Regions from separate parts of the Mus musculus genome. Here regions 1 and 3 are each linked to region 2. The links are chromatin loops, found by intact Hi-C in ENCODE. Cell type or tissue: heart. All regions are shown on one strand. Each heading gives the region's core, and the rest is flanking DNA. Links, peaks and the distances in the headings are about the cores only.

Region 1 (10,644 bases), core at 1,373-9,372, 150 kb after region 2:
CACAGGGCCCGTGGCTTAATATCATGCGATCACCTCACAGTCCTCTCCTTTAAAGCCAGGGAGGGATGGAGATATTTCAGGGGGAAAGAAGGATTGGAACAGGGCTGTGAGACGGTGGACGGGACCCGAGAGACTCACTGGCGAGAACAGGAAATGTCACAGAGATCTGCTACTTTATCACCCCAGAGGAAGAGTAAATGAGACATTGAACTCCTCGTGGGTATTAGGGGGAGCACATACTCTGCTAGCCTTCATGCCTCACATTGAACACGAAGAACTTAGTATGAGAAATTAAATGGTAGGCTCCAGTTCACATGTAATAAGTGGCAGAGCAGAGCTTTGACTTCAGACCCTCAGTTGTCTCTATTTCCTATTTACCGAGGGAAGAGAAAAGGGGAAAGAAAGACAGAGCAAAACATCCCTCCGCAACCCACCAGTGTTGGAGCTCAAAAATCCTGCCTGGCACAGTTTCATTACGGGAGCTGACTGAAAGAGGAGGTGTTCAAGGCCCATTTCTGTTGCTGTAGTAAGGCTCCGAAACTAAAAGCAGTTTAGAGGAGGAAAAGGGTTGATAGGTTTACAGTTCAGGTTACATTCATGACTAAGGGAAGCTAAGGAAGAAACTCACATTATCAGTCAAGACCAAAGAAAATAATCTGATTCTTGCTACTTCTGACTAAGGAACTCACTTCACAGCCACAGAAGCACAGCAGGAACAATGGCAGATACTCCATGCTGGCTGGCTGGCTTATTTATACTCTACTAGATTTCTTACACAGTTCAGGACCACCTGCCTAGGGGTGGTACCACAATAGTGGGCTGTGCATATCAGCATCAATTAACTATCAGTCCATCCCCCCCACCCACCCCCAGACATGCCCTCAGGCCAGGCTGATGTAGGCAATTCCTCAGTTAAGGCTCTCCTTTCAGATCCTTTTAGATCCTAGGTTGTGCCAAGTTGACTGTTAATGCTAACTAGGAAAAAGGCTAGTCCAACAATTAGTAGAACCCTTCCAGTTCTGACAGGGGAGGTTGGTCAGAGGGCTCTTCTCACTCCCTCTGGCTATGAGGAGATAGGCTGTGGGGGCTGGTTTCTCTGCTGTCCTGCCGGTGACCTCCAGTATTGCCCACGCCCCTTTTCTTAGGTCAGGGCCCCAGCAAGAAGGCAGCCAAGCACAAGGCAGCTGAGGTGGCCCTCAAACACCTCAAAGGGGGGAGCATGCTGGAACCAGCCCTGGAGGACAGCAGGTGAGGGAGGAACAGCCAAGGCACACTAGAAGCCCGCTGAGAACCCAGGCCTCTGCACTATCTACTTCTCTCCCTAAGCCTGGTCTGGTGACTCATGGCCACCCTCTCGTGGCCCCTTCCTGAGAATTTCCTCTGAAGCTGAACAGGGTGTTTCTAGAGTGCCTCAGAGTAATAGCCAGCCCCCTTTGATGGGTGGTGGCTGCTCTGGGGCATGAGAAAAGGGCATAGGGGGTGGAGGCAAAGACTGATAAAGTTGGTCCTGGCATGCCCCCTCTTTCTAGCAAGATGGCTTTCCCTCTTCCACATTCAGGTTGCAGCTTGTTGGGTAGAAAGAGACTCTTTTCTGAGCCCCCACCCTAACCTCAGTGCTTCTGAGCCAGTGTGGGGTCAGCAGAGGATCCCAGGAGGAAGAGCTGTTGCTGAGGCTCTCCGAGTCTGCATCGGGGGGAAGGAGTTCTCAGGGGATGGAAAGGTCAGAAGGACCTCACACCCTCATTCCCTTCTACATGGGTGTGAATCCAAGACCTTCTTCCCCTCGGGAAGTTCTTTTTCTCTCCTAGACTCTTCACCGCCTGAGGACACTCCTGTCGTTGCTGCAGAAGCTGCTGCCCCTGTTCCATCTGCTGTACTAACCAGGTATCTTGAGTCCCCTGACGTCTTGGAGGAAGGAGGGGGTCTTGGCTTCTAGTCTCATAGCTCTTGGACTCAGGCAGGTCAGGATGAGGAAGCCTGAGAGTAAAGACAGACTGGTGTAATTGAAAAATTTGCACCAGCTGGTTGGTAAGCCTGAGCTAGGAGGTAATTTATGATGATTAAATAGCCAAGCAATGAATGTTAGATTGTTTAAACATCTTAGAGGCTCCATGTTTGAGACCCAAAAGGTACTTCCAGGACTGTGTGTACAGCTCCTTTACCTCCATCACAGGGACATTGCTGAAGGATTTCCACATCTAAGTGCTCCTGGGAAGTAGCAGAGCCTCACTTGGTGGGGTGTGGGGAGGGAGGAGAAAGGCTAGATGTTTGGACAGATAGCTGCCTGCCTGGTGAGGAATTGGGAGGTGGTAGTGGCTGGCACTTGATCCATGACCAGGACAGGAGGAACCTCTGCATTTTCCTCAGCACTGGCCTGGGCCCTTTTTTCTTTAGGAGCCCTCCCATGGAGATGCAGCCCCCTGTCTCTCCTCAGCAGTCTGAGTGCAACCCCGTCGGTGCTCTGCAGGTGTGCCTCGTCTTCATTGTCATGTGTGCTATCTTCTCTGAAGTAGGGCTGAGGCAGGGGCGTGTGCACTTGTGGGTAGGGTGGTCCTCCTTCTCACTCAAAGGTGGAGGCTCTTGGTAGAAGGCCATTGGCTAAGGACCCTTTCCTCACTAAGCCTTGGACTCTCTTATGGTTTTCTTTCAAGGAGCTGGTGGTGCAAAAAGGCTGGCGTTTGCCAGAGTACATGGTGACCCAAGAGTCTGGGCCTGCTCACCGCAAAGAGTTCACCATGACTTGCCGGGTGGAGCGTTTCATTGAGATTGGTAACTGGGGAAAAGGGGGTTCACTCACCTTCTCTCTTTGCCACACTGTAACCCCAAACACAAGGTGGTTCTTTGCCTGGCTGTGCTCTGTCCCAGCTTCCTTTGCTTTGCAGGTCCTTGCTCAGCTCCTGCCTTCCTGTCTCTCCCTTGTCCCTGCCCATCTTTCCCCCTCTTATCTGGCTCACCAACTCCTCAGTTAAAAAGATCAGGCCTTGAGCTCCTCTTTGCAGTGGTATCTCATTGGGTGACTGTCTAAGTTAACCTAGAGGGAAAGCATTGGTCTGTTAGGAATCCCCAAGTTGAACAATTCCTTCCCCACCCTCAGGCAGTGGCACTTCCAAAAAGCTGGCAAAGCGTAACGCAGCAGCTAAGATGCTCCTTCGAGTGCACACTGTACCTCTGGATGCCCGGGATGGCAATGAGGCAGAGCCTGATGACGATCATTTTTCCATTGTAAGTGGCTTGTGTGGGCTCGACATGTGGTTCACACTGCAGGACATGGTACGGAATTGGGTTGGGTCTGTGGTTTGGAAGTGAGTATGGGCCTGCTTTCCTTCCCAGGGCTCCTTGAACCTGTGCGCCCAGAAGTCCCCTCAGCCTATATGTAGGGTCACTAGTGAAAGCTGGCCTAGGGCAAAGCCCCTATAGGCAACTTTTCCTGGGATGAGGAAGGCTGCCAGGAGTCAGAGCATAATACCCAGTTCTTGGGTCCCACAGTCCTTAGCTGCTTTCTCACTCTTATCTCATTAGGGCGTGAGCTCCCGCCTGGATGGACTGAGGAATCGTGGGCCAGGCTGCACCTGGGATTCCTTGCGGAATTCTGTGGGAGAAAAGATCCTATCCCTTCGCAGTTGCTCCGTGGGCTCTCTAGGGGCTCTGGGCTCTGCCTGCTGCAGTGTCCTCAGTGAGCTCTCTGAGGAGCAGGCTTTCCATGTCAGCTATCTGGATATTGGTATGGCCAACTAGAGACTGGGGATGGAGGGGACTGGATCAAAGCAAGTATGAAGGAGTTGGGAGATGGGTGATGTGTACACTGTTTGGTGCCCCTTCCCCACCAGTGCCTCCCTTCTCTTTCTTGGTTTCCAGAGGAACTGAGCCTGAGTGGGCTCTGCCAGTGCCTAGTGGAACTGTCCACCCAGCCAGCCACTGTGTGTTATGGTTCTGCAACCACCAGGGAGGCAGCCCGAGGTGATGCTGCTCACCGCGCCCTACAGTACCTCAGGATCATGGCGGGTAGCAAGTAGCATCCCACTGCAGTGATGGATATGCATCTTTTACTTCTTGCTCCTTCTGCCCCTGGGTCCATGTATCCACCTAGCTCTGGTACCCTCCAGAGGTGCCATCTCTACCTCTGACACAGCCTGTCTGCCTTGAGACTGAGGAAGGCACAGGCAAGCAAGGAGCCATGAACCACAGGGCCCCAGCCAGCACAGGATTTGTCCTCATTCCGTGGGTGATGGATGAATCTATTGGAGTCCTGAATAAATGCTGCTCTTTGGCTTCCAAAACCCTGCTCTCTCTGGCCTTGGGTCATGAGGGTATAAGGAATAAACATGGTGAGCTTGTTCTCCTTTTGAACCCCTTGTTCTTTTTTGTTACCGAGAGGAGGCAAGGTGCAGTAGTAGCCTTGGGGATCCTTAACAACAGAATGGCTAGAGACTGAGTGGAGGTGAAGGGGGGCTACAGCTATTGCCCTTGGGCTCCCACCTGCTCCCTGACAGTCTTGTCCAAACACAGGGATTCTGAAGCCAGCCGGACCATTTTTATTTGGGGGCACACAGGGAACATGGGGAAGTGGTTTTGCATGCAGGCATCACAGCTGACGATGCTACTTCTTCCCAAAGCGCTGAGGAGCGGCCAGGCTCCAGAACTGTCTGGCCTGCGGATTTAGCTGTTCCTTGCTCCAGGACCCCCATGCACTTCTGCCAAACCTTAGGAGAGATTCATCCTTAGTTGGCACTCCCTCCATCTCACCTTCTCTCACATCTTCCTCTGCCCTCCACCCTTCTCAGCCTCTTCCCTTTGGAACTCACCTCTGGGGCTGAAACAGGAAGGCTGGGCTCCTTCTAGGTGTGTCCATGGCCTGGAGCAGAACACGAAAGAGGGACCCAGGAGTCTGGATCCTGTCTGGAATGTGGGCATACTGTGGTGGGTGGGGTCCCTTATCTTCTCCCTGTGATGAGAGAGTGGCAGGGAAGGAACCTGGCAGTGTCTTGTACACTGAAGACATGGAGGGAAAGAATGGCTTCTAGGGGAAACTTGCGTGGGCTGAGAAGCCATTTCCCTCCCTTAGAAGCCAGACTTTTTGAAGACCTTAGCAGCCTGGGGAACACCAAACCCTGTATCATAAGTTTCAGCTGAAGGAGAGATGGCGGCTGGGTGGATGGGGCAGCAGGATGTTCACTCACTGCAAAGACTTGGTCTTCACCCCAGCTCCCTGCCTCTTCAGTGTGGCCCCAATTCAGCAGCAGCAGTAGCAGCAGCAGCAGAGCAGCCCACTTGGAGTCCATGCTGCCATCTGCCTCCTGAGTGCCCACGGTCTTCTTATACCTGATGTCCCTACCCCCACCTCACCGGCAGCCTGGGGGGAAATCTAGACAAGCAATGGAAATGCATGGCTCTATTAAGAGCCACCTGGGACCCCCCCTCCCGTACTCCCCTGGGGACTCTCTGCTCTTAGCTTCCTCCCCCCCAGCCTAAGCCTGGAGTTATATAGACTTTATTAGATGCATAAATCTTGTCTCCGGAGCTCAGGAAGCATCATTAATTGCAGACAGTTTGTCAGAGTTAGACCCTGGGGGAACCTTAGAAGAACCTCCAATCCTTCAACAGATTGGAGAAGCTTCAATTGATCACCTCTTGTTCCTGACTGGAGAAACTCCTGTCAGAATTGGGCATTATGTCCTGGATGGGAAGGAACTAGTGTTAAGTGCAGGCTAGGGTGAACCAGCTTGGTCCCTACTCCTGCCTGGAATGGGTGATCAGGACCACAGCCCCATTTCAATCCCCACTGCTTCTAGTCAGGTTAAATGTGGGTTCACTACCCTTTAAGATTTACCTGTGAATAGTTAAGTGAGAGATAGGAGACTCTTTTTGGAGCCTTACTGAGTAGAGGTGGCCTGTAAATTTTGTGGACAGGCCCATCTTTGCAAGAGAACTGGGGATTGGGCCTCCACAGCTGAAACTCTGCTGCCACCTTGTGGCCACTACTCTTCACTGCCACGTCCAGCCATTTCCCTTTCCATACATTTTGTCTAGGACTTGAGGACCTAGTTCTTTGGGGCCCAGAATTGTGACATTTTTCCAGTTCCGTCTGGTCAGCATGGGCTCTGCCTGGTTCTGGTTCTAATATACTACTGGAGCTGGCGACTAGGGTTCTGCTTTAGGGACAGACAATCACTCCAGTTCAGGGAAGGGTCCTTTAAAGGAGCTAGTCCTAACCTCACTTGCAAATCCAGGTGTCAGAGTACCATGTCTCTAGCCTAAACAGAAGAAGGACTGTCGGGGTTCTACCCCATGAGCAAAGCAAGCTGCTCACACTCTTTTTTTCCTCACTTACATATGGGAACAGTAAAATGAATTACTTGCTAGGAGAAACATTTGGGATGCATTTTGTAGGAAAGCACAGACCCGGTGTTTTCAAAATGTCAACTGTGATTCCCTTTGCTGTCCTCCCACTCCAGTCCTGGGGAACTTACCATCTCCAGAGAGTGCTGAGTGGGCTTTAGCTTCTTGGTGGCCTCTACCAGAGGTCCTAGCTTGTTCAATGGAGTCTCAGGTTATCTCTCAGTCATATGTAAAAGCCCCTCACATATTTGGAGAAATACCATGTATCCACATCTTCTTTGCTCAACAGGGAAGTACTTTATTGGAACCAACTTACATTTTAGGTTTGCGGATAAGTGGCATTTTAAAATTTCTTTCTTGGGAATCAAGTCCAAATGAAGAGCCTTGTGTATGGTAGGCAGGTGCTCTACTGCAGAGGGAGACCTTCTAGATCAGGTTTCTGATGTTCTAGAATACAATGCATCCAGGCTTGGGTGAACCTTTCTGTAAGGTTTGTCTCAAGATTTCCTGTAGAGCTTGTCATACATTATAGTTGAAATATTTCACTGCTGCTTTTGTTGTGGGTCTTCTCGGTTTCTCTCCCCACCTCTCTCTTTTCCTGTCTCCACTGTGTGTGTGTGTGTGTGTGTGTGTGTGTGTGTGTGTGTGTGTGTGTGTGTGTGTGTGTGAAACAGGTGTCACCATTTAGCCTTGGCTGGTCTAGAATTTACTATGTAGATTAGGATGCCTCTGCCTCCCAAGTGCTGGGATTAAAGTGTGTGTCACAGTGCCCAGCTTGTCTGGTTTTCTAAGCCTGAGACTCTGTATGTAGCCCAATATGCTGGCCTCTGTTTTTAGTTTCTCAAGTGCTGGGATTACAGATGTGCACCACCACACCTGGCAGAAATTTCGTATTTTATCTTTGCTCTCGAAATTCACTGTGTGACTTCAGAGGCAGGCTGATCTTTTTGAGTCGAGGCCAGGCTCTTCTACAGAGCTAGTTCCAAAACAGCCAAGGCTACACAGAGAAACCCTGCCTCAAAACAAAACAAACAAACAAAAAAACAACAAAGAGGCAACTTGCTGGAGGCCCCTGAGCACAATCTCCAGCACCCAGAGAACAATAAAAAAACCTAACCCTGTGAACAGGAAGCTGTCCTGAACAGCAGATGGGTTGCGTACACAGCAGTCTCACAGCAGCCACCCTGTGTTCACTGCACTGCTGCTTCAGTACCGGAGTCTGGGCTGAAGCTACTAAGTTCACAAAGAAGCTGGTTCACTTCTAACCTCAACAAAAATTAATCATCCTAACCTGTGTGCTAGGATTCTCATCTTCTAGACTTAGTTTTATTTATCACCTTCCAGACTTATTTATTTAAATACAGGATCTCAGCTGGCCTGTGGTGACATATGCCTTTAGTCCCAGCACTTGGGAGGTAGGGCAAATCTCTGAGTTCAAGGCCAGCCTGGTCTACAGAATGAGTTCCAGGACAGTGAGAGCTACACAGAGAAACCCTGTCTCAAAAAAAAAAAAAAAAAATATTGGGGCTGGTGAGATGGCTCAGTGGGTAAGAGCACCTGACTGTTCTTCCGAAAGTCCAGAATTCAAATCCCAGCAACCACATGGTGGCTCACAGCCATCTGTAACAAGATCTGACTCCCTCTTCTGGAGTGTCTGAAGACAGCTACAGTGTACTTACATATAATAAATAAATAAATCTTTAAAAAAAATTTTTTTTTAAATTTTTAATTGTATATCTGCAAGAGCGGGTGTCTGAGGAGCTGGAATTCCAGATGTGAGCCACCTAAATGGAACGGAACTCAAGTCCTCTAGAACACAAGTGCTCTTAACCACTGAGCCACCTCTCCAGTCTTCCTCCAGACTCTGTCTTAGCTTTTGGTAATGTTCTCTCTTTCTTGGACATACTGTGTGCTCCCCACCCACTTTCTCATTCATTTATTTACCTGGGGAGAAGGAGACACATGCCCCACAGAGCATATGTGGAGCTCAGAGAACACCTTGCCAGTTCTCTTCCCACCACATGTATCCAGGGATCAAGCTCAGGTCTTCAGGCTTGGCAGTAAGTACCTTAATTGCTGGGGCCCACACAGTGATGGCCAGTAAGTGTTTCCATTTCCTAAGGAGGCTCTGAGTCCTTCACCAGACACCAACCCAGTAGATCTGTTCTACCAAGGAACCTTAGAGGTACCTGTTCTGTCTTTTGTCAGGTTCTTCAGTCTGTCTCCTTGGTGGTTTCCACTTTTAGTGGAAGACACAGACACAGAAAGGATCAGTGGCTCACCTGTCCGTCTTCCTCACCCTGATCATTACCTGTTCTCCTGTGAGCTTTAATCTGCTTTTACAAAGTTTGCCTCGAGTTTCCAATCTTCTTCTCTTTTTAATTTTTTTTTTTTTAACTTTTTAATTGTGTATATGTGTGCTGGGGGAAGGGTTATGCAAGTGAGTGCAGTGCCTGTGGGGGCCAAAAGAGGGCACCAGATCCCTTGCAGCTGGAGTTAAGGGTGGTGGTAAACTAGCCAACATGGGTGTGGGGACCAAACGGATCTTTTGAGACAAGAGCAGTTTTTCCTCTTAACTACTGAGCCATCTCTTCAGCTATTCCTTCTAGTCTCTGGAGAAAGCTTGACTTTGTCTACCTCTTTGTACACTCCCAAGCCCCTTTCTTGGGAGTAGGACTTTTTCTTCCTTTCAATTGTTGGAAGTGGGTGAGCATAAAACACTGAAAGAGCCAGGGTGTTCAGTATTCCCATTGGTCAGTCTTTTTGTGATGCCTTGGCTCTGAGGCAGTTTAAAGATCTGAACTCTGTGCCTTTTCCAACACCATGTTACTTACTGAAAGCAGAGAGAGCCTGCTAGTTCTGCCCTAAGAAGTGGAAGGAGGAGGATGGTCAGACACAAATGCCTACTGAGTCTCTAGGAGTGACCAATGGGCCCCATGAGTCTGCGTAGGGAAGCACCAAACATACCAGTCATTCTCTTGATAGTTTAATGTTATATTTGCAGCATAAATAAGGCACAGTATATGTCAGGGCAAGGGATGGAGGGAGAAGGCAAGGCTGGGTGATAACTGCTAAATGGCATGGGGGAAGGAAGAAGGGATAGTTATGGAGAAGAGCTGAAAGCCCCTGCCTCAGCCCTGCCCCAGGAGATTGTGAGAGCCTGCTCACAGGGGTCATGCTGAATTGGGAGGAGGGAAAGGACAGAAGACACTTTTGTAACAAAACAGCCCAGAGCACTGTATCCTCCCACCTGTCAGAGTCTACCACTGGAGCCTGGGGAGACCCAGACTGGGTTGAGTTCCTTGAGGATGGAGAGGTATTGCTACATGTCAAAAGGATATAGAACAGAGCTATATTCATAGATACACATGGCTTCTCAACATATACTCTATCAGGATGTAGGAGGCTCCACTGTGGGGGTGGAGGCTAATCTTCCTGTAAGAGATGTGGTGTGTGCACAGGGAAGAAATGGACAACTAAGGCTCCTGCTGATTTTGTTTGTTTGTTTTGAGACAGGGTCTCACTGCATAGCTATGATTGGCTTTGAACTCCCTATGTAGACCAGACTGGTCTTGAACACAAAGAGATCTGCCTGCCTCTGCTTCCCTCAAAAGTGCTGGGATCAAAGGCATATGCCACCACCACTCCTGGCCTTCCTGCTGGCTAAAGTCACCAAGAATGCAGAACTAGTAGCCTGCAAGGAAATATGAGTCCAGACCAATGCAGGCAAGAGTTTTAGAGCTAAGACTAGAAGGAAGACCAACCTAGAATTTGAGATGAGTAATGTGGTGGTGGCTGTTTTAATGGAAGAGGAAGGAAGGACTGGGGGAAATAAAAATATCAATTCTAAGGCAGAGAAGACATTTAAAGTAATCGTTGTCATCCCAGAGCTAAGATGCTCCCAGCCTGTCCGCTAGGGACTGTCATGCATTAGTGTGAACTAGCAGCAGAGACTGTTAGTTAAAGCTCACCTTCAGAGTGGCCAACTCAGGAGGTTGGGATGGCCCAGAGTGTACATTTCTAGCAAGCTCTTCAGGTGATGGTGCTGCTGATGTTGTTCTTGGACCATGTTCTGAGAACCACTGCCCTAAGGTAAAGTCAATGAAACTAGTGCTCACAGCCACTAATAGCTAAAGCCTTACTCACAATTGCTGGCTTATAGCCTACCAGCTCTACATTAAAAAACAAAACAGAAAAAGAAAACACCTACTAGCTGAAATAGAAACTTGCATTTACAAGAACATAAGCTGCCTTAATCTGCCCTACTTTCACCAGCCTTTGTTCATTCTAGGGTAGGATTTTACCTCA
Region 2 (10,644 bases), core at 1,511-9,510:
GAACAAGCAAATCTAAGAACAGACACCAAGATGTTGCTCTTTTTCCATCCTACCAGGACAGGAGCAACCTTTGATCCTTTAGTACCCACACCCATAGAGTACAGAGACCCAGATGGCCTTAGCAGACTCCCCGGCCCTGGGGAACCCCAGGCATCCTTACCCCACCCACCTGCCCCCCTGCTCTGTGGCCCCGCTGACTCATCTCTCCCTCTGTGGAGCCTCCCCAACCACAGGGGCCTGGAAGAGAAGCTTGGAAAGTTGCACTCATGTCCCAAGCCCCTAGTCTGGCCACTGCCCGCCCCCAAGCACCCAGGCCCAACCCTCCCCTCCGATGGTGACTCCAATGACAGGCAATCTAGAGGGGTCAAGAAAGAAGAAGGCACCCAGAGATAGGAAAATGGGAAGACAAAAGGAGCCAGACGCAGGGTCTGAGACTATCATCTCCATTACGAGGAGGGAAAGGATCGTGAGTTCAAGGCCAGCCTGGATGACATGGTAAAAAACACATCTCAAGAAGAAAGGATGCCAGGTGCGCTGGCCTATGGTCGTAATCACAGCACTCAGGAAGCTGAGGCAGGAGGATTGCCACAAGTTCCAGACCATCCTAGGCTCCATACTGAGTTCTGGTCCAATATGAGTTAGGGTGACATCAGACTGAAAAACCAAAATAGACATAAGCCAGACAGTTCCATGGGAAAGGAAGGATACTTGCTGCTAAACGGATACCCTGAGTTTGAACCTCAGAACCCACATGGAAAGAACTGACTCCACGCGCGCACGCGCGTGTGTGTGTGTGTGTGTGTGTGTGTGTGTGTGTGTGTGCTGTTCCACATGCCCCTACCTTATAAAGAAATAAAGGATTTATTTAAAAACAAAACTGGGGGCTGGAGAGATGGCTCAGTGGTTAAGAGCACTGACTGCTCTTCCAGAGGTCCTGAGTTCAAATCCCCAGCAACCACATGGTGGCTCACAACCATCTGTAATGGGATCCGATGCCCTTCTCTGGTGTGTCTGAAGACAGCTACAATGTACTCATAGAAATAAAATAAATAAATAAATCTTTAAAAAACAAAACCACCACCACCAACAAAACCAACAAAACCCAAAAAAGACAAAGACAGGAAAACAGAACATAGACACCCAGTAGGGACACAGAGAAGAGCTGTGAAGAACAGCTGCTAACAACAGAAGAGCAGTAGCTGGAAACCAGAGAAACTTTCCCTGGGTCAAGGGAAGAACTCACTCGTAGGCTTGGGGCTTAGGAGTTGGACACAATCTAGTGCCCCAATCTAGCATTTTGATTTGACGTTGAGGAATCTGGAGCTCAGAGGCAAAGCTGATGGCACAGGAAGGGATAAGGGGGACAAACTCCATCCAGCTTGGAAAAGAAGTCCCCCGCCCCAACAAGTATGCATACACAATACAGGTTTCTCTGACTCCTGGCAGCCACAGGGCTCCAAGTCTTGGTTCTCTCCTTCTCTGAACCTCAGTTTCCTTGGTTGACATCTGAGCCCTGAAATGAAACTGCAGATTTGGGGGAAACAGCTCAGAATCAGAGAGAACGATGACAAGAGAGAGAAGAAGCAAGGACAGAGAGGACCAGGCTGGAAACAGGAGAACATGTGTGTACCCTGTGAACATGTGATGCTACCCTGGGAACATGTGTGTACCCTGTGAACATGTGATGCTACCCTGGGAACATGTGTGTACCCTGTGAACATGTGTGCACCCTGTGAACATGTGTGTACCCTGTGAACATGTGTGCACCCTGGGATCATGTGTGCACCCTGTGAACATGTGTGCACCCTGTGAACATGTGATGCTACCCTGAAAACATGTGTGCACCCTGTGAACATGTGATGCTACCCTATGAACATGTGTGTACCCTGGGAACATGTGTGTACCCTGGGAACATGTGTGTACCCTGGGATCATGTGATGCTACCCTGGTTGGGTTTCCACAGGCCAGTATTGAACAAAGACCCTCTCAGTCTCTGGGGAATGCCCTGGGTAACCCTTCTGCAGCACAGGTATTAAAACTTGGAACAACACAGAGACCCACATGGCCCCTGTGTGAGGACAATATACAAGTTCATGAAGTGTTCCATATTTTATTTTCAGAGAAAAAGTATGCCTCGAAATATGTCACATGAAATATATTAGCATCTTTAGTACTGGAGAGATGGCTCAGTGATAATGAACATACACTGCTCTTTTTTTTTTTTTTGGAGGGGGGTGTTTTGAGTCAGGGTTTCTCAGTATAGCCCTGACTGTCCTGGAACTCACTTTGTAGACCAGGCTGGCCTCGAACTCAGAAATCCGCCTGCCACTGCCTCTCGAGTGCTGGGATTAAAGGCATGTGCCACTGCGTCCAGCTGCTACATTCCAATCTTTAACTAACTTCCTCTCTCTCTCTCTCTCTCTCTCTCTCTCTCTCTCTCTCTCTCTCTCTCTCTCTCTCATGTCAGGGGATTAAACTCAGGATCTTCTACATGCTGAATAGGCAGAGCCCTGCTCTAGTTGCTCTAGTTGTTAGGATCACAGCTATATGAGAGATATAGGGTAAGTCTACAGAGAGTTGACTCACTCAGCAAACACCTACTTTATGCAGAGCACACAGAGCTAGGCACACAGGTCTGCAACCATAAACATGACTGATCCAGTTCTGTGCCTCACAAACTATCCTGTAACTAACAAAAAGAGGAAGCCTTTTAATTAAAGCAAGTAGTGTGTGCTACAGGAGACAGAATTGATCTAAGTCAGTAGTGGAAGGCTAGAAGAAAACCATATAAAGAAACCAAAAAAGCTGAAGGTGGTCCTAGCACTTAGGAGGCTGAGGTAGAGGGAGTGCGGTGCCATGAGTTTAAAACTAGCCAGAGCTACATAGTAAGATTCTACCAGAGGAAAGAAGGAAGAAAATGGAAGGAGACGAGGGAGGTATGAAGGAAGGAAGGAAGGAAGGAAGGAAGGAAGGAAGGAAGGAAGGGAAGAAGGAAGGAAGGAAGGAAGGAAGGCTCAAGGCTCAATAAAAATAAGACTTGGTCTGGCGGGGTGAGGTTGAACACACTGGCAATTACGACAATTGGGACAGAAGGCAGAAAGGCAAGAGAATTGTGAATTCCAGGTCAGGCAGCTATATCCCGACATTCCGTCCTCCAAGAAAACAACAACAAAATAGAAATATTGCAAATGCACATTGTTCCAGGGTAAGAAGAGTTAGCACCTCTGTGCATATGACTGGAGCATAGGGTGAAGGCTGAACCAGGCCTCGTGGAATGGGCCTGTATTCCCAGCTACTCCAGAGACTGCGGGCTACTCAAGAGCCCACGGCCAGCATAGGCAATTTAGTGAAGCTCTGCCACACACACAAAGGGGATGTGGGGGTTGGATTCTGTAGACAGTGGTAGAGTGTTTCACAAGCATAGATCCCAGGAGTTCCACCCCAGAACATGAGAGAGAAAGTGGGGGTGGGAAATGTCTCATCAGCTATGCAAGGTATGTGACCTTAATCCCCAGGACAACATATAGAAATGTTTGTATATTAAAAAGATAGCCCTGGCTGCAAAGATGAGCATGAAAGGGGGTCTTAGAGCCCGACAGTTCTGTGTCTGTCAGCCATTTAGTATGGTGCAAGCTTGGGCAAACTGTTTAACCTAGGATTCCTCTTCTGTAGAAAGGAGAAACAAGACAGTCATCTCTCAAGGTTGTTATAATGATTTGAAACTGTGCACAGTGCTCAGTGGGTAAAGATACCTGCCATCGTGCCAGGGGACCTGAATTCTATCCCTGTGACCTACAAGGTAAAAGGATAGCACTGACTCCTGACCTCCACCACATATGCATTGTGACACACACACACATACACACACACACACACACACACACACACTCAAAAGCAATTTGGTTTATTTGGTTTTTTGAGAAAGGGTTTCACTGTGAGCCCTGGCTGTCCTGGAACTCACTCTGTAGACCAGGTTGGCTTCAAACTCACAGAGATCTTCCTGCCTCTGCCTTTGAGCTCTGGGGCTAAAGGTATGGGCCACTACGGCCTGGCTAATTTTTTAAAACCCACAAAAATTAGAAATGTATGCTGGACCACCCACTCGATGCTAGACATCAATCACAGGGTCTCACACAAACTACATAAGCGCTCTACCACTAAACTACACCTATAACTACCACTGGACTACACCTATAATATAACTAAACTACACCTATAACTACTACCAGACTACACTTATAACTACTACCAGACTACACTTATAACTACCACTGGACTACACCTCTATCCCTTAACTATAAACAGTATCCACCGCTTAGTACTTGCTTCATACATGATACGTGTTAGTTCATCACAGGTTGCTGGAGGACAAAACTGGAGATGAGGATGGCAATTGGTGTCATCACACCAAGCCAGAGGTCAAAGTGTACGGGGTGGAAAGGAGAGCCAGCCTCACAGGAAAAATGAGCAGGCATGCAGGTTTTAAAGTTCAGTGCTGAGAATAGCTCTGGATAGTCAGTGGCTCTGCTCAGCATTGAGGAAGGGGCCAGTGCAGTATCTGAGCGTTTTCTCTCAGCATTCTAGCAGGAAGCCCCTGAATGGCTGGGGTGCCTCTAAAGAACTATTTTCCTACCCTTTGACACTCGCCCCTGCTTCTCCCATTCCGTCCTTTTCTCCTCTACTTAGAAACTTTCCCCGCTGCCCTTGTCAATGAGAGTCCGCCATCGCGCCCATCTCCACCCTCCTCCTCCATCTCAGTCAGACATCCCTCCCCTCCCCTGCATTTCAAAGCATCAAAGCACTGTTCGACTTTTTCCAAGAGGAGGCTCGAAGCAAGGCGTACAGTGAAAGTATAAGCCTCCAGCTAAAGCTGAGAAACAGAGCGGGCAGAGGGACAATGAACATAGTGAGGTCTGGGCTGGGGCATCTCCACCGCTTACGCTGGCCACCTGGGACCTCTTGCATGCCTCAGTGTCCCGGTGCTGCTGGCAGGCAAGGGGCGGGCCGGCTGGGGGCGGGGCGGGGCGCAGGCGGGGCCGGCCGGGCCAGGCGCCCGGGCAGGAGGCAGCTGCATATCTGCGGTCCCGACCACAATTGCTGGGAGTCGCGTCCCGGAGACTGGCGGCGCTGACTCTGCCCGCTGCGGCCGCCGCGCCGATTAGAGCCCGAGAGGGAGCGCCAACCCCGGGGAGGGGGGCGATGGCGGGGAAGCGCTGGTGCCCCTTGGCCTCCATCCTAGCCAACACCCCCAATGCCAAGTCGGGTCTTTCTCTGCCTCCCTTATAAACTTAGCCTCCCAGCCTTGGCTTTCTCCAAACTGGATCTAAAGCTAGTGCTTTGGGACCCTGCAACAACCTGAGGAAGTTGACATCCTGTTGACCTTTCCCTCTTCCCCAGCACCCAAAAAAGAGGACTCAGAACCTCAGGATAAGCGTTCTCGGGCAAAAGCAGATCGAAGAAGGAGCCTGAGACGCCAGAGGACAAGCATTCCGAGGCCAGAGCACCCCCTGCTGGCTGGCTCTGAGTCCCTGCCCCTCCCCCTCCAGCTGTGACCTCCAGCTGTGGTGGTTGGGAAGAGCTGGCTTCTTTGATCTAGAAGCGTGGCCACCCCCTCCAGGCGCCCCATTAACCTCCATTATCCCAATTAGGCATCCCTCCCAGTCCTGGACATGAGCTTCAAAGCCCCTTCAATGCGGAGAGGAGAGGGGCTGACTCTTTAGCCCCTCACCAAGCCAAGTCATTTTCAGGCAATACCCAGGTATCCTGGTCCCAGCTGGCATTCATGGTAGGTAATAGAACTATAAAAAGGATTCGAGAGAATAAAAAGGGAAAGGGACCCTATTTTCCAAGTTCCCAGTTTTGCATTAAATGATTGAGGTGGTAGCATCCAGGATCCTGGCTGACCTGAGATTCCCATCAACTTATTCAGCTTTATCCCATCCAGAGAGGAGCCAAGAGCCACCCTCCTCCATCCTTAATCCTATCGCAACACTCCCTCCCCTCCTCCTTCCTGTAACAATTTCCGCTGGGGGAGCCCAAGCCGGGTTCAGCACAGTGGCCGCTTCCTGGAACATTTTCCTGTATCCGAAACCGCGGCTCCCTCCCCAGGGACCCACTGATCAAGGCCAGATGGGAGCAGGGATGGGGGTGGAAGCAAAGGAGCCAGGCTCTCCCCATCACCCCCCTCCCAACACATTTGCACACCACAGGGAGCCCCTGCCCTGACACACAGACTGACATAGGCACACACCACATGCCACAGTCATACACTCATGGGCATTCGTGGCGACACAGGAACCACAGGCTGAGTCTTAGAAAGTCAACACACCCACAGATATCACCACATGCTATCTCCACCCCACCCCATCCCCGTCTAACTTCTTGGTCCTTTTTTGCTTCGTGAGGAGACTTTAGAGATCCAAAAATAACGGGATACCACCCTAGGAAGGTATTAGATTGCTTCTCTGAGGGCACCTCCTAGCTGGTTCCATTATAGAAATGCAGGGTATCCATCCACTAAGTTTATATATGACAGCCAAAATCAAAGAGAGCAAAGAGGAGCAGTTCTCTGATTCCTGAGGAAGAACAAACATTAGGCTGACTCTCAAGGACAGGCAGGAAATCAAGAAACCTCCCTGGTGACAGGCCTCTCTTCCTCCCTCTTTGCTGGTCCTCTGATATTTATTTACAAGGTTTCACTATGTAGCCCCTGGCCAACTCACAGAGATTGGCCTGCCTCTACTTCCTGGGTGCTGATATTAAAGGTGTGGAACTGGGGCTAAGATTTAAGAGCGCTGGCTGCTTCTTTCAGAGGACTCAAATTCAACTCCCAGCACACACATGGCAGTCTGTAACTCCAGTTCTAGGGAATCCGACACCCTCACACAGACATTCATGAAGGCAAAACGCTGATGCACATAAAATAAAAATAAATTATAAAAAAGAAAAAGCATGGGTCACCACGTGACATCATGGGTCTTGTTGTAGTTTTGTTTGTTTTGAGACAGTCTCAAACAAACTAGAACTCAATATGTAGACCAGGCTAGCATCAAACTCACAAGAGAGTCACCTGCCTCTGTCTCCCAAGTGCTGAGATCAAAGATGTGAACCACCACACAACATCCAGCTTTTCTGTTTGTTTTTGGTTGTTTGGGGGATTGTTTTGTTTTGATATAGAGCTTCCTGTGTATACTTGGCCTTGAACTTCTGATCCTACTGCCTCCATCTCTCAAATGCTGGGGTTACAGGTGTGTACTATCATGCCTCCCATCTGTTTGTCTCTTACCTGGCTGGGTATAGGTTGGTCTGTGGATAGAGTCTGGAACAGACACTCAGAAAAGCTGAGAATAGGGAAACATCGTCTCCTGTTTCTCAGAACATCTCATTGGTTCAGAGGAAGTATGAAGTATATGAAACTGGAAAGTTCCACAAGTCTAAGATATAGGTCACTGTGGAAGGATGGGAGGGATGAGTATATGGGCACAAGAAACATTAATCAGGATACCCCAAACTCATGACACTATTTGGTTCTGGTTTATGCTGGCTTCATTAATATGCTTGATTTTTTTGGGGGGGGTTGTTTTGTTTTGTTTTTCGGGATAGGGTTTCTCAGTATAGACCTGGGTGTCCTGGAACTCACTTTGTAGACCAGGCTGGCCTCGAACTCAGAAATCTGCCTGCCTCTGCCTCCCAAGGGCCGGGATTAAAGGTGTACGCCATCACCGCCCAGCCTGGCTTCATTAATATGTTAAACAAGAAAAAAAAACACATCAGTTCAGTGGTTACTACAAAGACATTTTATTAAATTCAAAGTGGCTATTCTTCATTAGAGACATCTAGAAAAGAAACTTTTTTTTTTAGATTTATTTATTTATTATATGTAAGTACACTGTAGCTGTCTTCAGACACTCCAGAAGAGGGAGTCAGATCTTGTTACAGATGGTTGTGAGCCACCATGTGGTTGCTGGGATTTGAACTCCGGAAGAGCGGTCGGGTGCTCTTACCCACTGAGCCAACTCACCAGCCCCTAGAAAAGAAACTTAACAAATGGTAGAGACTGTAGTTTTGAGGTCTTTCTTAGAGTTGAAAACATTCTCCTGGAGATGGCAATGCACTTTGATTTGAAAAACAAACAAACAAAAACATTATGGAGATATTCTGGTGGTACAGCCTATAATCTCAGGACTCAGGAGCTGAAGGCTGGAGGGTCAGGAATTCAAAGTCACCTTAAACTACGTGGAGCTCAGGGCAGTCAGAAGTGGTGTGAGAGAATGGGGGCAGTCAGGAGTTGTGTGAGAGAATGGGGGCAGTCAGGAGCGGTGTGAGAGAATGGGGGCAGTCAGGAGCGGTGTGAGAGAATGGGGGCAGTCAGGAGTGGTGTGAGAGAATGGGGGTGGGGGGAACCAGGTGTAAGGGCTCATGTCTTTAATTCCAGCATGCAGAGACAGGCAGAGCTCTGAGTTTGAGGACAGCCAGGGCTATACAGACAAAACCTGTCTCAATAAAACAAAAATAAAAAAATAAAAATAAAGCCGGGCAGCGGTGGCACACACCTTTAATCCCAGCATTCAGGAGGCAGAGGTAGGCGGATTTCTGAGTTTGAGGCCAGCCTGGTCTACAGAGTGAGTTCCAAGACAGCCAGAGCTACACAGAGAAACCCTGTCTCAAAAAAACAAAAATTGATTGATTAATTAATTAATTAATTAATTAAAAAGAAGAAAAAAGGAAGGAAACTGTGTCTGTTGAGAGGCAAACTCATAGACACGGGTACGACAGACTCAGCAAAACTCTGACAAGGTACAGAGAGCCAGCAAGCGTCCCTTTCAGGGAAGATGCAATGACACCATCAGTCCATTACAGCAAAAGCCTATAATTCCAGTGCTCATGAGGCTGAGGCAAGACTGAGATACACAATGAAATCCTATCTCAAAAACATCATCCAGGTTTTGGGGCACACACCTTAACCCAGCACCATGGAGGCAGAGGCTGGGCAATCTCCGAGTTTGAATGCATAGTGTGTTTCAGGCCATGAGGTCTCCATTGTGAGACCCTGTGATAAAAAGCAAAATAAAACCCTAACTAGCCGGGTGTGGAGGCACACGCCTTTAATCCCAGCACTTGGGAGGCAGAGGCAGGCAGATTTCTGAGTTCGAGGCCAGCCTGGTCTACAGAGTGAGTTCCAGGACAGCCAGGACTATACAGAGAAACCCTGTCTCAAAAAAAAAAAAAAAAAAAAAAAAAGTGGGGTTATTATTTTTTGTACTGTAGAATCCTAGGCAAGACCAATTCATATAATACGGAAATTTATTGATGAAATAGGGATTGTAGGCTAGAAATTATTAGAAATATTAGAAATATTCTTTGTTTCTGGGTGAGAGAAAGTCTGTATTGTATTCTGCCTTCATGGTGTAGTTCCCAATGGTATCCATTGGTGCTAAGCTTGAAAAACAGCGAAGGAGGGGTAATGTGTGTGTGTGTGGTATGTGTGTGTGTGTAAGAGAGAGAGGGGGGGGAGAGGGAGGGAGAGAGAAGGAGAGGGAGAGAAGGAGAGGGAAAGAAGGAGAGGGAGAGGGAGAGAGATTGATTATGTCAAGATGCACATGTGGAATTCAGGGTTCAATCTCTATTGGGATCTAACTCAGGTCTCCCAAAACCAGAAAAAAAAAATGGTGGCAAATGTGTGTATACACGGAAAAATGTGTGTATACACACAAAGAAATGTTAAAACAAGACAAAAAAAAAAAAAAAAAAAAAAAAAAACTTCCTGCGGTCCAGATCGATCAGCTCAGCGTGTAGGAACACCAGGAATGCCAAAGCATTCTGTGAAGGAGAATCCTAAGGAAGTCCTAGGGAATCGACAATGTTGCTCCTCACCAGCAGGTGGCAGCAGTGAGCTACTGAGACGCTGCCACTGTACACTTCGGCATCCTCTGGGCCTCCAGTCTACTGGGCAGCATAGGGGCACTTTTCTGTAGGAGACAATGACAGAATTATTGGTACTAAAGCAGAGGCTGGAGCTGGGAACCGTTTTTGGTAATGGTTCTAGCCCTTCTCACAGTCTTGGCTGAGAGACTCACTTGACAAAGGTCCAAAGGTATCTTGTTCCCTAGGCCAGAGTCCAAAGTTCCCATGTCCTACCCCACCTGCCTTCCTTACAAAGACATTTCTTGAGGCCCTTATTGTTATGTCAGGAGTTTCCTAGAAGTGTGACAGGGAGCATGTGTAAACTAGCGGAAGACACCTTGGTAAACAACTGCACTTGGCCGTGACTCTGGAAAGCAGTTTGAATACTGAGTAAGTACACCACCTTGGGAATCAGATAACCAGGGAGTTACCTTACTCTCTCGGACTCTTTGTCCTGAAGATGAGGGCATTTCCTTCAGAGATGAACAGCGGGCTGCAGCTCGGTGGTAGAGCCTAACTCACCTAGCATGCGGCAGCACTGGATTTGTTCCTGGTATCACCACGCACGTGTGAACACCCAGCTCAATATTGTAAACTTCCACAATACGGAAGCACTGCGTAGAGATTTGTTTCTTTTGTTTGTTTGTTTGGTTGGTTGGTTTTTTTTTTTTTTTTTTTTTCGAGACAGGGTTTCTCTGTATAGCCCTGGCTGTCCTAGAACTCACTCTGTAGACCCGGCTG
Region 3 (10,644 bases), core at 1,269-9,268, 90 kb before region 2:
CTGATGTCTTCAAGTCAAATGTCTCCAGCTAAACTGAGGGCTGTGAAATGCCTGTCAACAGAACTGGGTGGAAAGATTCAGAGGCTCCTAAGTCCTTACTCTTGGCTAGGACAGGTACCCTCTCCAGTTTGCAAGCAAAATCCTCAGTTCACATGCAGGGGAAAGATGGACTCTTGAAGTTGGGCTTAGAGTCAGGACACTCATTACACATGTTGAGATCTGATCTCTGGTCCTCATGATTATGCAGTAAGTGCTTTTAGCCACTGAGCCTTCTCTCTACCTCAAAAAGGGAAAATGATCTTAAAGCATGTATCCAGTGCCCAATATACTCAGCCCTTGAACAAAGATTCCAGTGTTCTGGGCTGCTTTGGTGACTACCCCATGACGGTAAACAAAAGCCTTTCCTGTAGGAATAAGCTTGCTGTTCTGAGCATGCATGCTTCTCTGCTTTCTGCTTTCATGACCCAAATGCCCCATTTGTCCAGGGCCATCCGGACCTACTAGGTCCTGAGTTCCTTCAAGAAACATAAGCAGCCGGGCGTGGTGGTGCACGCCTTTAATCCCAGCACTCGGGAGGCAGAGGCAGGCGGATTTCTGAGTTCAAGGCCAGCCTGGTCTACAAAGTGAGTTCCAGGACAGCCAGGGCTATACAGAGAAAACCTGTCTCCAAACAAAACAAAACAAAACAAAACAAAACAAAAAAGCTGCCAAGAAGAGAGTGGTAAAGGGTGAGGGACTGAGATGTCTTGTCTGTACCTGATTCTTCCCCACCCAGCCTAGGTAAAGGCTAGCAAGTCATCGTGGCAGGAAACTGTACCAGTTGGAACACCAGTTTTGTGGGCCCCTCCCTGCCTCGCCTCTGATCATATCTGTCGTTCCTCCTCCCAGCAGAACCCAAGCTTCTCAAGGGAATCGGAGCCTTCTCTAAGAAGGATTGGGGTGAAGGACCGCGGGAGGACAGTGGCATAAGGGTGTGTCCTGGAATGTGCTTGTGATGGGTTTGGAGGACCCACCTGTTCTAGAAGGAATTCACTACCTCTCCTTGGGTCTCAGAAGAATTCAGGATGTTCCAGGTCCTCTACCAGCCTGTGTGGAGAGAGAGTGTAAACTGGGGGAGGAGTTTCTGCACCAGGGTACAAGTGTACACTCAGCAGAAGGCAGTGTCTCCCCACCCAGGCTGTGGAAGTTGAGGATAAATACAAAAACAGGTATCATTTTTCCCTCCCTCCATTATTTATCTCAAGGCTAAACAAAACAAAGTCTGTTGCAATCATTTAACTTCCTTTTTCTACCCTGTTGAGCTAGACGGAGATGCATTTTATAGTTATCTGTAGACTTTTCCTATCATGTAATCTCTTTTCACTTGAGCCTCCCACTTGTGTACAACAAGCTGATGCCTAGAGCATGCCTGGAGACGAAACAGCCTCCCTCTCATCCACCTAGTCAGGGATCACCCATGCAGAAGCCTATTAGATGGGAATCTAGAGCCTAGTTAATGATTTGGCTTTATTGTTGTTGTTGGTTTCTGTTTTTTGTTCTTGTTTTGTTTTTAAGATTTATTTATTTTATGTATATGAGTACACTGTAGCTGTATGGATGGTTGTGAGCCATCATGTGATTGCTGGGGTTTGAACTCAGGACCTTTGGAAGAGCAGTCAGTGCTCTTAATCGCTGAGCCATCTCTCCAGCCCCTAGTTTCTGTTTTTAAAGACAGGGTCTCACTATGTAGTTTTGTCTGGCCTTCAACTGACTTTGTAGACAAGTCTGGCCATGAAGTCTCAGAGGCCTGTCTCCCTTGCCTACTGGAATTACAGATGCCTAGCTAGTGACTTGTTTTATAGATGACAGTAGTATTTACCGCTGGAGCTATAAAGGGGCGGGGGGGGGGGGCTCATATTTTTAAATGATAAGGAAGTCCTGTAGAAGGGAAACTTACGAAGTTCCTTTAATTTTGTCCCTGATGAGCTTGTGTCAAAGGGTCAGATAAGAGTAGGGTGTATTCTTTCCTGTCAGACTCTGCCCAAAGCTCTGGAAGGAAGTTTAAGGACCCTGTCACTGTCAGCTTTTTTTTTTTTTTTTTTAAGGCTGAAAGGAAAGTACATGTGAAAGGTTGTTAGTTGGCTTAAAACTGTGTAGCAAATGAATGGTAAACAGATGAAACCTGCCTCTTGCCAGGCTGTGACCCTCACCTGACACACAGTGCTTATGCCTTATGGTTTCTCACACACTTGTGGTTTAGTCTCTAGTCTTGCTCCTCTGTCCCAAGCTCTGCCCCAGGAGACAGACCAGGGTGAGAGCATTTAGACTCTGCAGTCTGATCCATCTGTGGGTTCCTATGGTTCCGATGAGATGCTAACTCCCCACATGTGCGCTGTATTGAGCCTGTACAGTGAGCTAACTGATCCTTTGCATAGTAGTTCATGCTAGTGTTCCTACCACTTGGGAGGCTGAGCTGTGCAATCAAGATTACAAGGTCATTCTAAGATGCATAGCAACTTGGAACCCAGCCTGGGCTATGTAGCAAGACCCTTACTCAAAAAACAAACAAACAAACAAACAAACAAACAAACAAACAAACAAACTGAGGTCAAGTAGCATAGACATCCCAACACTCACGGAGTATGGGTAGGAGGGTCAGGAGTTCAAGGCCATCTTTAGCTATGAAGCAAATTGAAGGCCAGTCTGGGCTCTCTCAAAAACAAACAAACAAACAAACAAACAAACAAACAAAGCAAGCTGGGCACTGGTAGTGTGTGTCTTTAATACCAGCAGAGACAGGAAGATCTCTTAAGTTCAAGTCTAGCCTGGTCCACAGAGAGAGTTCCAGGACAGCCAGGGGTACACAGAGAAACCCTGTCTTGAAAAACAACAAACAAACAATAACGAGGGGGTGGGAGAGAGCCCTGGTTCAAATCTAGTTCCCCCACTCTCCACCTCAGTTTCCTTATCTGTGAAATGGAAAGAACAGCATGGTTGTTTCTACCCTATAGGGCTCTTGGGAAGATTAAATATTACTGTGCTTAAGTCCTTGTACTTGGCCCACATTTTAAGTACTGCCTAAGTGTTTGATTTATCTTTTTCGATTTGGGAGACTGAACCCAGGGCTTCACACACCCTGAGCAAGTGCGCTGCTGCTGAACTGCACCCCCAACCTCAGCTGTTTGTTTTCACATCCTAGTTCTTGACTCTTGTAACACAGCTGAGTTTATCAGGCTTGGGGGATGAGAGTGAATAGTCATGGGGGCCGTAAGAGAAGCAGAGCTTTGCAGCGCATCCCCATGGCCAGGGGATTCCCAGCAGTGTTTATTCTTGGTTCTAGCCCAGATGGAAGAAGCAGGCTATCCAAGTGACCCTCTGCTTTGGGTGTGCGCGCAGATGGACTGTCAGTGCATTCCACTTGAACTCCTTTCCTCTTCCTCAAGTGGGAAGGTCAGTTTGGGGTCAGCCTTGATGCAGACCACAGTCTTCCCTCAAGAGCTCCCGATCCTTCCCATCCATCTAGGCACAATACTTCTCTCTGGGAGATGGGGGGGGGAGAAACCCCCACAGAACCTAATGGACTGGGGGTGGTCCTATAGGCCTGGCTGGCAGTCTTCTTGGAGAGAGGCTGTGCATTCCATTCCCTAACCCAATCCCTCCCTCCCTCCCATCTCTCTCCTTTCTCCTCTCTTTCTCTGTTTTGTTGTTGTTTGTGGCTGGGTCTCACTTTGTAGTCCAGGCTGGTCTTGAACTTACACAGCTCCACATGTGTTTGCCTACCAAGTGCTAGAACTAAAGGTGTTGGATGTTCGCCATTAATCCCAGCACTTGGGAGGCAGAAGCAATAGATCTCTGAGTTTGAAGCCAGCATGGCCTACAGAGTGAGTTCCAGGACAGCCAGAGCTACACGGAGAAACCCTGTCTCGAAAAACAAGCAAGCCAACAACAGAGGGTGTGCTTCATCACGGCAGGCGTACATCCTAGGTAGCCAGGGATGATCTTAAAATCTTCAAAAATTAGTTTATTATATTTAGTTTATTTGTGTGTATGTAATGTGTGTGCAGCAGGGTGGGGCTGCCATAGCATGAGTGAGAAGGTCAGAGGACCGCTTGTAGGAGACAGTTCTTTCCTTCCATCGTGAGGGACAGAGAAATAAACCTTAGGTTGTCAGTTTGGCAACATGCACCTTTCTACCCGTGGAGCCATCTTTCTGACTTCACCTTAAAGTCCTGATCCTCCTGCTTCAGCCTTCCAAGTACTAAGACTACAGGTGTGTATTACATTTATCCTTTTGATTTTTTTTTGATTGTTTTGAGAAACAAGGTTTCTCTATATAGCCCTGGCTACATACTCTGTAGACCAGGCTGGCCCGGAACTCAGACATCTGCCTGCCTTTGCCTCCTCAGTGCTGGGATGAAAGGCGTGTGGTGCTTTTCAGTTTAGATCTCATTCTATTTCTATAGCTCAGGATATCCTGAAACTGTATGTAGCCCAGGATGGCCTCAAATGTGATCCTCCTGCCTCAGCCTCCTGAGTGCTAGGATTACAGGTTTCACCACGACATCCTTCTCCCTGCCTTCTTTGTATAGTACCCGGGACGGAGTTCACGTGTCCTGACTGCTCATATGAAGCAAGCAGTCTACCAGTGAGCACTAAACCCAATTTATTATTGTCTGTTACCATGTTTCTATAGAAACACAGATAAGGGACTGGAGAGATGGCTCAGTGGTTAAGAGCACTGACTGCTCTTCCAGAGGTCCTGAGTTCAATTCCCAGCAACCACATGGTGGCTCACAACCATCCTTAGTGAGATCTGATGCCTCTTCTGAAGTGTCTGAAGACAGCTACAGTGTATTTATATATAATAAATAAATTTCTAAAAAAAAAAAACACAGAATAAAAATACTAAATGGCCTAGAGTGTCATGCTGGGGGTCAGATCTACAGTTATAAAAACATGTCTTATCTCTGTTGGGTGGTGAAGGTGCATGCATTTAACCCCAGCACTCTGGAGGCAAAGTTAGGGAGCTCTTTTGAGTTTGAGGCCAGACAGGTCTACTCCACGAGTTAGTTCCAGAACAGCCAGGGGTATATAGAGAAACATTTTCTTTAAAGATATTTTTTAAAAGGATTATTTATTTATTTTATGTATAAGTATACTGTCAATGTCTTCAGACACACCAGAAGTTGGTGTTGGATCCTACTAAAGATGGTTGTGAGCCACCATGCAGTTGCTGGGGATTGAACTCAGGACCTCTGGAAGAGCAGTCAGTGTTCTTGTTTGTTTGTTTGTTTGTTTTTTCGAGACAGGGTTTCTCTGTATAGTCTTGGCTGTCCTGGAACTCACTTTGTAGACCAGGCTGGCCTCAAACTCAGAAATCTGCCTGTCTTTGCCTCCCAAGTGCTGGGATTAAAGGCGTGAGCCACCACGCCCGGCTAGTCAGTGCTCTTAACTGCTGAGCCATCTCTCCAGCCCTCTATTTAAAAAAAAATTTTAATGTATTTAAGGGGTTGGAGAGATGGCTGAGGGGTTATGATCACTGGCTGCTCTTTCAGAGAACCAGGGCTCAATTTCTAGCACCTACATGGTGGCTAACAACTATCTTTAACTCTAGTTCCAAAGGATCCAACACTCTCACACAGACATTCATGCAGGCAAAATACCAATGTACATAAAAGTAAATAAATATTTTAAAATGTATTTTTAAATTTTTTTAGATTTTTTTTGTATTTTATGTATGAGTAGTCTATCTGTATGTACACCTGCATGCCAGAAGATGGCAGCAGATCCCAGAATAGATGGTTATGAGCCAACATATGGTTACTGGCCATTGAATCTCTGGAAGAGCAGATGATACTCTTAACCATTGAGCCATTTCTCCAGCCCTATTAATAATTTTATTTTTAATGTGTATTGAATATTTTGCCTGAATATATGTATGTGTACCACATGTGTGTCTGGAGCCCATGTAGGTCAACTGAGGTTATCAAATCTCTTGGAGAAGGAGTTACAGGCAGTTGTAAGCTGCCATGTGGGTGATAGGAACTGAATTTAGGTCTTCTGCAAGAGAAGCAAGTGCTCATAACTGCTGAGCCATCTCTCCAGACCCGTCGTTATTTATTATTTTATTATTATATTATTTTTCCCTTTGCCTTAATTTTTATTATTTTTTTAAGACAGGGAATTACTATATACCACAGGCTGACATAGAACTTACTTTGTAAACCAGGCTGGCCTCAAACTCTGAAATCTGTTTGCCTCTGCTCCCCAAGTGCTGGGATTAAGTTTGTGTGTCACCATATCTGTCAGTTAATTAATTGATAAATTAATTGAGATGGAATCTCATTGTATGGGCCTGACTGTCCTAGAACTGGCTTTGTAGTCCAGGCTGGCCTTGAACTCTGTCAGTTTCTGCCTCCTGAGTGAGTGCTGGACCCAGCAATGTTTTAAAGAAAAACTGGATTATACTGGACTGGAGGGAGAGGTTGGTGGTCAAGGACATACACTGCTCTTCCAGAATACCTAAGTTCAATCTCTAGTGTCCATGCACAGAGGTTCGACCACCTGTCTGTCATTCCACTGCCAGCAATGTGGCTTATACACCTGGACACATAACTTAAAAATAAACATATCATATTATTCATTTTTTTGCTGTGTGTGTGTGTCTGTGTATGAGTGTGGTGCTGGAGATTGAACTCCCGGTCTTTTATATGCTCAGCAAGTGCTTGGCCACATCCCAGCCTTGACGTGATTTTTAAAAATAACTTACTTATTTTATGATCATTGGTTGTATTTTACCTGCATATGCATGTATGTGTGTATTGTTAGAGTCCAGGAGTCACCCTACAAACCAGAGGAACATTGATGTCAGTCAGACAGGGATAGTTTATTGAACACATACTCCAAGACTCATCAATCAGGGCCATAGCTCAGACTCGAGAGCTAAAAGCAACAAGGGTGAACTCTATCCAGGGTCAGTTTATATAGGGAAGAAACATAAGGAGCTCATAAGCAGATACAGTGGGGGCTGCAGGGTGGTCGGCCTTCTTCCAAGTTTCTTCAGTCCTTTAGACATAACAGTTTAAGCTGCCCTCTATCTTGCTTTGCCCTGAATGAAGGCTACAGCTGGGGGATTTGCAATCATCATCATCATTATAACATAACTGGGTATGTGGTCAGCTTGATCCTGCTGGGCCAACTTATTCTTCTGTCAAAGAATGGCATGCATGGAACAAAGTAATAAAAGCTATGCTTAGCCGGGCAGGCTTCAACATGTATGAGTGTGTCAGATCCCCCTGAACTGGAGTTATAGTTGTGAGCTACCACCTGCGTGCTGGGAATTGAATCCTGGTCTCTGGAGGAGCAGCCAGTGTTAACTGCTGAATCATCTGTCCAGGCCCCACATGGCTTTTTTTTTTTTTTTTATTGCATCTCATGTAGCCTAAGCAAATTTTTAATTCTCTGTATAATAACCGTGACCTTGAACTTCTGATCCTTCTGCCTCTACCTCCCAAATGCTGGGAGACATTTGCTAGTATTTCTAGTTTTATGTGGTGATGGGGATTGAACCCAGGGCTTTGTACATGCTAGCCTCAACTGAGCTATGGTTCTAGCTTACTGGCAAGCTTTTTGTAACTATAGTTCTGAGGTTCAAATCAGGACCTGTCATTCTAAACAGATATGTCCATCCACTGAGATGCTCTCTTAGGCCAAACACTTTTTTTCACTAGGAATAATGACATACACCTTTGACCCTAGCCCTGAGGTTGGGGTCATAGAGGCAGAAGTGTCTCTGAATTCTAGGCCAACCAGGGATACACAGTGGGACCCTGTCTCAAAAGCAAAATAAGAAAGCAGCTTTTCAAGAACTGTATGTAAATTACTGTCAGGGCCAGCAAGGTAATCTTTTTTTCTTTTTAGATTTTTTTTTTTTATGTGAGTACACTGTAGCTGACCTTCAGACACACGAGAAAATAGCACCATATCCCATTACAGATGGTTGAGACCCACCATGTGGTTGCTGGGGATTGAACTCAGGACCTCTGGAAGAGCAGTCAGTGCTCTTAACCACTGAGCCATCTCTCCAGCCCCATGGGTCATCACTGTTAAAATGGAGGACCTGGAGAGATGGTTTCAGTTCCCACACTTACAAGAAGGCTCACAACTCCTGTAATGTTAGTTACAGATGAACCAACCCCACTCCTATGGTCTCCTTGGGCACCAGACATGTATGTGCTACATATATACACATACAAGCACTCATTCATATCCATAAAATAAGTCTTTAAAAACACAGATGCGCCGGGCGGTGGTGGTACATGCCTTTAATCCCAGCACTTGGGAGGCAGAGGCAGGCAGATTTCTGAGTTTGAGGCCAGCCTGGACTGCAGAGTGAGTTCCAGGACAGCCAGGGCTTCACAGAGAAACCCTGTCTCGAAAAAACAAAAACAAACAAACAAAGAAAACCCCATATATATGGGACTGGAGAGATGGTTCACCAGTTAAGAGCACTGACTGCTCTTCCAAAGGTCCTGAGTTCAAATCCCACCAACTACATGGTGGCTCACAACCATCTTTTTTTTTTTTTAATTAGATATTTCCTTCATCTACATTTCAAATGCTATCCCCTTTCCTAGGTTCCTCTCTGAAAGTCCCCTATACCCTCCCCACCCTGCTCTTCAACCCACCCACTCCAGCTTCCTGGCCCTGGCATTCCCCTGTACTGGGGCATATGATCTTTGCAAGACCAAGGGCCTCTCCTCCCATTGATAGCTGACTAGGTCATCCTCTGCTACATATGCAACTAGAGACACCAGCTCTGGGGGGGGGGGTACCGGTTAGTTCATATTATTGTTCCTCCTATAGGGTTGCAGACCCCTTTAGCTCCTTGGGTACTTTCTCTAGCTCCTTCATTGGGGGCTCACAACCATCCTTAATGAGATCTGATGCCCTCTTCTGGTGTCTGAAGACAGCTACAGTGTACTTAGATATCATAATAAATAAATCTTAAAAAACAACAACAAGGCTGGGCAGTGGTGGCGCATACCTGTAATCCCAGCACTTGGGAGGCAGAGGCAGGCAGATTTCTGAGTTCGAGGCCAGCCTGGTCTAGAGAATGAGTTCCAGGACAGCCAGGACTACACAGAGAAACCCTGTCTCCAAAAACCAAAAACCAAACAAAAAAACAAAAACCACAGATGCAAGATGGACGTGGTGGCACACACCTTTAATCCCAGAACTTGGGAGGCAGAGGCAGGTGGATCTCAGTGAGTTCAAGGCCAGCCTGTCTACAGAGATTGTTACATAGAAAAACACTGTCTCAAAAAACTAAACCAAACAAACAAAAAACACAACCACAGACGAACCAGGTGTGTTGTAATCTTTAAATCCCAGCACTAGAGAGACAGAGGCAGACAGATCTCTGTGAGTTCCAGGATAGCCAGGGCTTTGTAGAAAAACTCTCTCAGACAGGTGTGGTGGTGCATGCCTTTAATCCCAGCACTTGGGAGGCAGAGGCAGGCGGATTTTCTGAGTTCGAGGCCAGCCTGGTCTACAAAGTGAGTTCCAGGACAGCCAGGACTATACAGAGAAACCCTGTCTCAAAAAACCAAAAAAAAAAAAAAAAAAAAAAAAAAAAAAACCAAAACCAAAACAAAAACAAAACACCCCCCCCCAAAAAAAAAGAAAAAGAAAAACTCTCAAAAAAATCCACCCCCCCCCCAACAACAAGAACAACAAACAAAGTAAATCCAAGGTTTGGCTAAAAATATTATGTTGGAAAATTTAAGTATAGCTTAGTGATAGAGGGTTTGCCTAGCATGAGCAATGCCTTAGGTTTAATCCATAGCACTGCAAATAAATAAATAAATACATAAGTTCTGTAATTAAGTGTGGTGCTCCAGATCTGTAATCACAGTACTTAGGAGGCAGAGACAGGTGGATCAGGAGTTTAAGCTCAGTGAGTTCTAGGATGGCCTAGGAGATCCTATCTTAAAAACAAAACAAAATAAAACAAAAACGAAATCTATGTATCTTCTTTAGTTTTTACTGCTACAACAAAACACCATGACACAAAAGCAACCTGGGTTTATTCAGCTTCTAGATCATAGTCCATCACTGAAGGAAGTCAGGACAAGAACTCAGGCAGGAATGGAACCTGGAGGCAGGAGCTGATGAAGAGACCAGGAGGGAGTGCTGTTCACTGGCTTGCTCCACGTGGTGGTTTGCTCAGTGTACTTTCTTATAGAAGCCAGGACCACCAGACCAGGGATGGCACCACCCACTATGGGCTGTTGTCCCTCCTGCATTGATCACTAATCGAGAAAATGCCTTATAGCTGGCTCTCATGGAGGCATTCCTCAACTGTGGCTCCTTCTTCTCTGATGACTTTAGTTTGGGTCAAGTTGATGCACAAAACCAGCTAGTACACTGTGTATTGGTCTTATCCCTAAGACATCATGTATATATATATATATGTGTGTGTGTGTATATATATACACATACATACACACACACATATATATATACACATATGTGTATATATTCATATTTAGTTATGCATTTGTGTAAATGTATATGTGTATATATATATATATGCTGTGTATGTATATATGTGTGTGTGTGTATAGCATATATGCTATACACACACACACACACACAAAACTT

What was found. Hi-C counts contacts between places; a loop is a spot of excess contacts. Peaks named below come from ENCODE experiments on the same cell type or tissue, not always from the same donor. Only the 100,000 strongest peaks of a DNase experiment are listed, where the experiment ranks them.
Region 1: a loop joins it to region 2, with 2.6 times the contacts of the local background. A loop is called at or near these places in 6 of 42 quality-filtered maps.
Region 3: a loop joins it to region 2, with 8 times the contacts of the local background. A loop is called at or near these places in 8 of 42 quality-filtered maps.

What each region holds. Positions count from the first base shown.
Region 1 is chr15:102,519,330-102,529,973 of GRCm38, forward strand. It overlaps Tarbp2 (TARBP2, RISC loading complex RNA binding subunit), which reads left to right. Exons shown (of 9, transcript NM_009319.3): 3 at 1,146-1,248; 4 at 1,792-1,884; 5 at 2,395-2,467; 6 at 2,652-2,769; 7 at 3,095-3,222; 8 at 3,520-3,721; 9 at 3,856-4,347. The coding sequence ends at 4,013. Npff (neuropeptide FF-amide peptide precursor) reads right to left here and starts at 5,292. Exons shown (of 3, transcript NM_018787.1): 1 at 5,178-5,292; 2 at 4,803-4,942; 3 at 4,510-4,700. The coding sequence starts at 5,279. The coding sequence ends at 4,598. Atf7 (activating transcription factor 7) reads right to left here. Exons shown (of 12, transcript NM_001310067.1): 12 at 9,307-10,644. In heart, for the core only: CTCF peaks have their summits at 5,969 (motif pointing left) and 8,803 (motif pointing right); a DNase peak (open chromatin) is centred at 5,972; H3K4me3 peaks cover 250 bases; H3K27ac peaks cover 96 bases.
Region 2 is chr15:102,371,871-102,382,514 of GRCm38, forward strand. No RefSeq gene overlaps it. Among named protein-coding and RNA genes, the nearest start is that of Sp7, 11 kb to the left of the region's middle. In heart, for the core only: a CTCF peak has its summit at 5,529 (motif pointing left); DNase peaks (open chromatin) are centred at 5,121, 5,521 and 6,081; H3K4me3 peaks cover 1,860 bases; H3K27ac peaks cover 1,998 bases; H3K27me3 peaks cover 347 bases.
Region 3 is chr15:102,281,828-102,292,471 of GRCm38, forward strand. No RefSeq gene overlaps it. Among named protein-coding and RNA genes, the nearest start is that of Mfsd5, 7.7 kb to the left of the region's middle. In heart, for the core only: a CTCF peak has its summit at 5,752 (motif pointing right); no DNase peak of the experiment used is centred there.